Regions from separate parts of the Homo sapiens genome. Here region 2 is linked to region 1. A link is a loop called in an ENCODE intact Hi-C map of the cell type or tissue named here. Cell type or tissue: ascending aorta. All regions are shown on one strand. Links, peaks and the distances in the headings refer to the core of each region. The heading gives the core; the rest is flanking DNA. Region 1 has its middle 120 kb from the start of MIR3660. Region 2 has its middle 41 kb from the start of MIR3660.

The links. Hi-C counts contacts between places; a loop is a spot of excess contacts. Peaks named below come from ENCODE experiments on the same cell type or tissue, not always from the same donor. Only the 100,000 strongest peaks of a DNase experiment are listed, where the experiment ranks them.
Region 2: a loop joins it to region 1, with 2.0 times the contacts of the local background. A loop is called at or near these places in 1 of 110 quality-filtered maps.

Annotation. Positions count from the first base shown.
Region 1 is chr5:90,133,586-90,136,405 of GRCh38, reverse strand. No RefSeq gene overlaps it. Among named protein-coding and RNA genes, the nearest start is that of MIR3660, 120 kb to the right of the region's middle. In ascending aorta, for the core only: a CTCF peak has its summit at 297; DNase peaks (open chromatin) are centred at 294 and 1,285; H3K27ac peaks cover 2,500 bases.
Region 2 is chr5:90,056,369-90,059,188 of GRCh38, reverse strand. No RefSeq gene overlaps it. Among named protein-coding and RNA genes, the nearest start is that of MIR3660, 41 kb to the right of the region's middle. In ascending aorta, for the core only: no CTCF peak of the experiment used is centred there; no DNase peak of the experiment used is centred there; H3K4me3 peaks cover 387 bases; H3K27ac peaks cover 360 bases.

The DNA.
Region 1 (2,820 bases), core at 119-2,618:
ATTGTGGGTGACCAAAAGGAGAAAATAGCTGTGGCCCTTTGGGGAGCCTAGACCTAGGGGCTCACCAGAGCCAGGGCTGTGACACCCTCTTTGGGGCTCTGTGGTTCCTGGCATCTCCAAGCTTCCAGCAGCTGCAGCCTTGCATGGAGCTGGCACCTGTGCCAGTGTCTGAAGCTGCCTGCCCCGCCACAGCAGTTGGCATGTCTGGCTGTGTGCAGTGGCTGACCCTGTGCTCACTCGTCCACACACCCCTCTCCACTCTGTGCCTGGTTTACCCTTCGCAGGTGTGGGATCTTGGCCAGTAGTGCAAGCTGAGCGCAGCCTGCTGGGCTGAGTGGGCATAACAAGCCCAGCAGACACAAGCAACTCTCAGCAGAAGGTGCTGCCGGCTGGCGAAGCAACACCACAAGGATCCTGTGACACAGTCATGAACTGCTTAATGACATTTTGGTCAATGATGGACTGCAAATACAACAGTGTCCCATAAGATTACAATGGAGATGAAAAATTCCCATCACCTAGTAACACTGAAGCCGTGGTAATGTTGTAGTGCAACACTTGATCTTTTCTGTGCTTAGATATGTTTAGATACACAAATATTTACTATTGTGTTACAATTGGCTACAGCATTAAGTGTAGTAACATGGTTTGTAGCCTAGGAGCAATAGGCTATACCATATCACCTAGGTGTGTAGTAGGCTATGCCATCTAGATTCGTGTATGATGTTTACACAATAAAATAGCCTAATGATACATTTCTCAGAATGTATCAGGTTGTTAAGCAATGCATGACTGTATTGGACTTTGCATTTAAAAATAGAATACTAGAAATAATACACCGGAAATATTTCCAGAAGGAAGCTTCTAAACCTCTTTGTCTTTGCAGGTTCCTAGAAAACAAATATATTTAACTACATTAGTAAAGATACACTGTAATTCTAAGCCCTTGGGTTCAGAATGGGATAAAGAATTCTTCAGAACATGAAAAAAGATACAGGGGGAGGTTAAACATGGTAAGGGTTTTCTAATGCTGGGGTTCTTTGGAGAAGGAAAAGTGGATCTATAACTTTTCTAGGAAGCAAAACCAAAAGGCCAGAACCACCTTTCCTTTTATTCTTGCCGGTCTGCAGAAACCTGTGCTTGCCCACAGAAAGAAACTCAGAAACACTTGGGCCTATAAACACTGGCATCCCAACTGTACTAAATCTCTGCCCAGCTATTTTGGGTAGGCTAGAGGAAAAATAGCAGACTGCAAAGGAGGAAGCTTGGGGACCCGCCAAGGCCATGACGTACAGTTTTCCAAGCAAAGGTTATGGCTGAATCAGAAAAAGCATGTCTGAGTCAGGCTCAGATACAAGGCTTCCTCTTCTCAAGTTCCTCTGCTTATCTCATGGGCAGAGAAGGCTGGAGTTCACAGTGACTCTCCACCTCTCAAAGGTGATCCGACAGGTCACCACACAACATTGTGTTGAACTTTCATGAACCTAGAAGGAGGTGCTGGTTGGAGGTATTCTCTGTATCGTTTTTGTTTTATTTTGCCATTTGCCCAACAAACCACCCATTTACCTTTTTTAATGAAGCCAAAGATTCCCAGTGGAGAAATAATTAGAACCACTGTCATTTTTCTAAAGTCATTTGATGTTTCAACAGCTCCAATGAGTGGCTGCACAGCAGTATTATTCACACTACTCTTAGCTTGGAAAAATAAAGAAACTTTGAAAAAGAGTATTTTTCTTATGTTAGGTTCTTCTTAGTTTCTGGATCCAATAGCTGGGCAAGTGATTTATTTTTCTTTTATCAGATGTGGATGGAATTGGTAGCAGGGTCATCTACTGGATAGTGAATAAAATAACTCAGGAAAAAAGTCACTGCATTCCAAACTTACATGTAAATAAATCAAGTGAATTCTGTCTTTTTTCTTCTTGTTTCTTGTGGGAAGGATCCAGGTAACCTCTGTCAAAATCTCAGTTTTTCAGAAAAATGGCTTTCTATCTTAAATGGCCAGGTAACTCTTGGACAAATGATTTAAATAATGGATCAGTTTTAAGTATAAGTATCTTAGGACTATGCTGCTTCTTTGTCCAGGCTCAGTAAGTTCAAACATGCTCAGTAATGATGTGAATGCTCAACTTGAAATCACACAACTAATGTTTTAAAATGTGAACTTTTTTCATAAAGAAGGACTATATTTTAAAAACAATTGTATTAGTCAGCTCATGCTGCCAAGACAAATACCATAGACTCAGTGGCTTAAACAACGGACATTTATTTCTCACAGTTCTGGAGGCAAGGTGTCAGCTGATTTGGTTCCTGGTGAGGGCTCTCTATCTGGCTTCCAGACGGCTGCTTTCTCTATCTCTTCATATGACAGACAGAGAGAGAGAGAGAGAGAGAGGGAGAGAGAGAGAATGAGAGAGAGAGAAAGAGAAAGAGAGAGAGAGATCTGGTGTTTCTTTCTTACAATTATACAAGTTTTATCAGATCAGGGCTCTACCTTTATGACCTCATTTAACCTTAATAACCTCCTTAAAGGACCTATCTCCAGTATAATCTAATGGGAGGTTAGGGTTTCAACATATGAATTTTTGCAGGGCACAATTCAGTCCCTAACACCAATTGTGGGTAGTATGAAACCGTTTGCCTTACCAGTAAGTCTTGACTTAAGAAACAGATCAGTGAAGGGCCACACAGAAGTAAACAGCAACTTTGTTTTGACATTTTCTTTTGTGGGAGAAGAAACATAGATGTATAAAAAGGTACCTCCTTCTCCCATATCCATTTTAAATTAAGAACAAGGGATATATAATGGAGTCACCATTT
Region 2 (2,820 bases), core at 167-2,666, 77 kb after region 1:
GATGATGAGCATTTTTTCATGTGTCTTTTGGCTGCATAAATGTCTTCTTTTGAGAAGTGTCTGTTCATATCCTTTGCCCACTTTTTGATGGGGTTGTTTGTTTTTTTCTTGTAAATTTGTTTGAGTTCTTTGTAGATTCTGGATATTAGCCCTTTGTCAGATGAGTAGATTGCAAAACGTTTCTCCCATTCTGTAGGTTGCCTGTTCACTCTGATGGTAGTTTCTTTTGCTGTGCAGAAGCTCTTTAGTTTAATTAGATCCCATTTGTCAATTGTGGCTTTTGTTGCCATTGCTTTTGGTGTTTTAGACATGAAGTCCTTGCCCATGCCTATGTCCTGAATGGTATTGCCTAGGTTTTCTTCTAGGGTTTTTATGGTTTTAGGTCTAACATTTAAGTAAAGTTCATATGGAACCCAAAAAGAGCTTGCATTGCCAAGACAATCATAAGCCAAAAGAACAAAGCTGGACACATCACGCTACCTGAGTTCAAACTATACTACAAGGCTACAGTAACCAAAACAGCATGGTACTGGTACCAAAACACAGATATAGACCAATGGAACAGAGCAGAGCCCTCAGAAATAATACCACACATCTACAACCATCTGATCTTTGACAAACCTGACAAAAACAAGAAATGGGGAAAGGATTCCCTATTTAATAAATGGTGCTGGGAAAACTGGCTAGCCATATGTAGAAAGCTGAAACTGGATCCCTTCCTTACATCTTATTTTTCAAATTTCAAATAAATCTTTGGTGATAGCTCTGCTTTATGCTGACTTTCCTTACAAGTTTCAAAGACATTCAAATCTAGGGAATTGTAGGATATGTCAGTAACTCATGCAGAGGAAAAAGGAGAGAAAATCTTTGAAAAGCAGTCACTGAAGCCTGGGAGTAATATATGCAGTGTTAGATGGTATATAGAATTACAATAACATAGTATGGTATAATCTTTGCCTTAATGATACCTATTATTTAATGAGAGTAAAATAAACAGTATAGTCACTATTATTAAAGCCAGCATTTATTGAGAGCATCTCATATGGCGGGCACAATGATAAGTGATTTTGTAGAGTAATAATTTAGTATTTATGTAAGCCTTACGGGATAATTGCTATCATTATTTTTATTTTACAGGTGAGGAAAGTGAGGCTTGGAGAGACTAAGTAACTTGCCCAGTGTCACAAAACTAGAAGGCAGCAGAGCCAGTATTTGAACCCAGATCTGTCGACTGTCAAGCCCATATTCTATTATACACAGTGTTTTTACCTGAAAACACAAAATTACATATTTAGAAGAATTGTATAAATAAACAGTTTTATATACATATGCATATTTATCCAGTTTGTATTACTGGAGCAATTAAGAGCAAGATAATCTTTGCTCTGTTCTAATTGTGCACTTGGCTAAACTCAAATACCAAAATGCAGAAATTACTAACCTTCCTCTGTATTTTAAATTATACTTTAGGGAGTGGGTGGAAGGTTTCCTTTTTTTTTTTTTTTTTTTTTTTTTTTTTTGAGAGAAAGTCTGTCTCTGTTGCCCAGGCTGGAGTGCAGTAGTGAGTGGTGGGTGGCGGATGGCGCGATCTTGGCTAACTGCAACCTCCGCCCACCACCGCGCCATCCGCACCCCCTTCTCGCCCCCCACATTCAAGCAGTTATTGTGCCTCAGCCTCCGGAGTAGCTGGAACTACAGGCATGCGACAACATTCCTAGCTAATTTTTTCTGGCCTCAAGTGATCCGCTGGCCTTGGGCTCTCAAAGTGCTGGGATTTCAGGGATTACAGCCACCTCGCATGGCCAAGTTCGGGAGTGGGGGGAAGGTTTTAATGGTTTTATCAGATTGCTTTTCCCTGAGAAGTCAAAAACAAAAAACAAAAAACAAAACCCCAGAAACAAAACAAAAAAAACCCACATTTTTTCAAAGTGTATTTGCTTTCCTTTGTTACTTTTATATTGTTAAGTAATATTTGTTATTAAGAAATTTAATTTGTTTAGTACTCTAGGTTGTCATCTGTTTTTTTAAGTAGGCCACTTTGTAAAAATTTGGCATGTACAAAAGTGCATTAACTTTTTTCAGGTCCCCATTTAGTGCGCTGCTGGAGTAATTCATTGGTCTGTTATGCATCCTGGAGTAGTTTGCTGGCAAAGTAAAGAATGTCATCTGTTAAAACTCCCGAGAATATGCTGGCTTCTGTAGATGCATAATGACTTATTAGAAAAAAAACAGAAACAACAACAACAAAAAAACAAAAACAACTCTGGAGATTCTGCTGCAGATTTTGAAGAGAATCTTCAGTGTCTCTGAAAAAATCTCACGTCTCTGAAATTCTTAAAATTCAGTAAAATCCTATTAAGTTGATATTGGTGTTTTAAAGCCAGCTAGAATTTGAAGAGTAATTCCCAAGTCATCTAAATTATATTATCTGAACAAATATAAAACTTGGAAATTTGACCCAGAGCAATGTGCATCTAGAAACATTTAATATCAAGTAAGTGTTTTTAAAAGTCTGAAAATACTCAGTATTAACTCACAATTTGTAAAGCACCTAGCAAAAAGCAAAAAGAAAGAGGATTAAAGCAGTGTTTACATTTTAGTTTTTTCTTCTGCCTTTCTTTTTTTTTTTTCTTTCTCTAAATCCCTTGTCAAATAACCATTTGTGTCAATAGCAAGTGGTTTGCCTGAAGGAACAATCTCATTTTATGCTTAAGTTGGCTCACTTAAAATCAAATAATGGTGAATTTATATATCTTTAATTCAAAGGTGTTTCTTCCTGGTCCCTGTTGTTTTAAAGAGTTGCTAAAGGATAAATCAAGC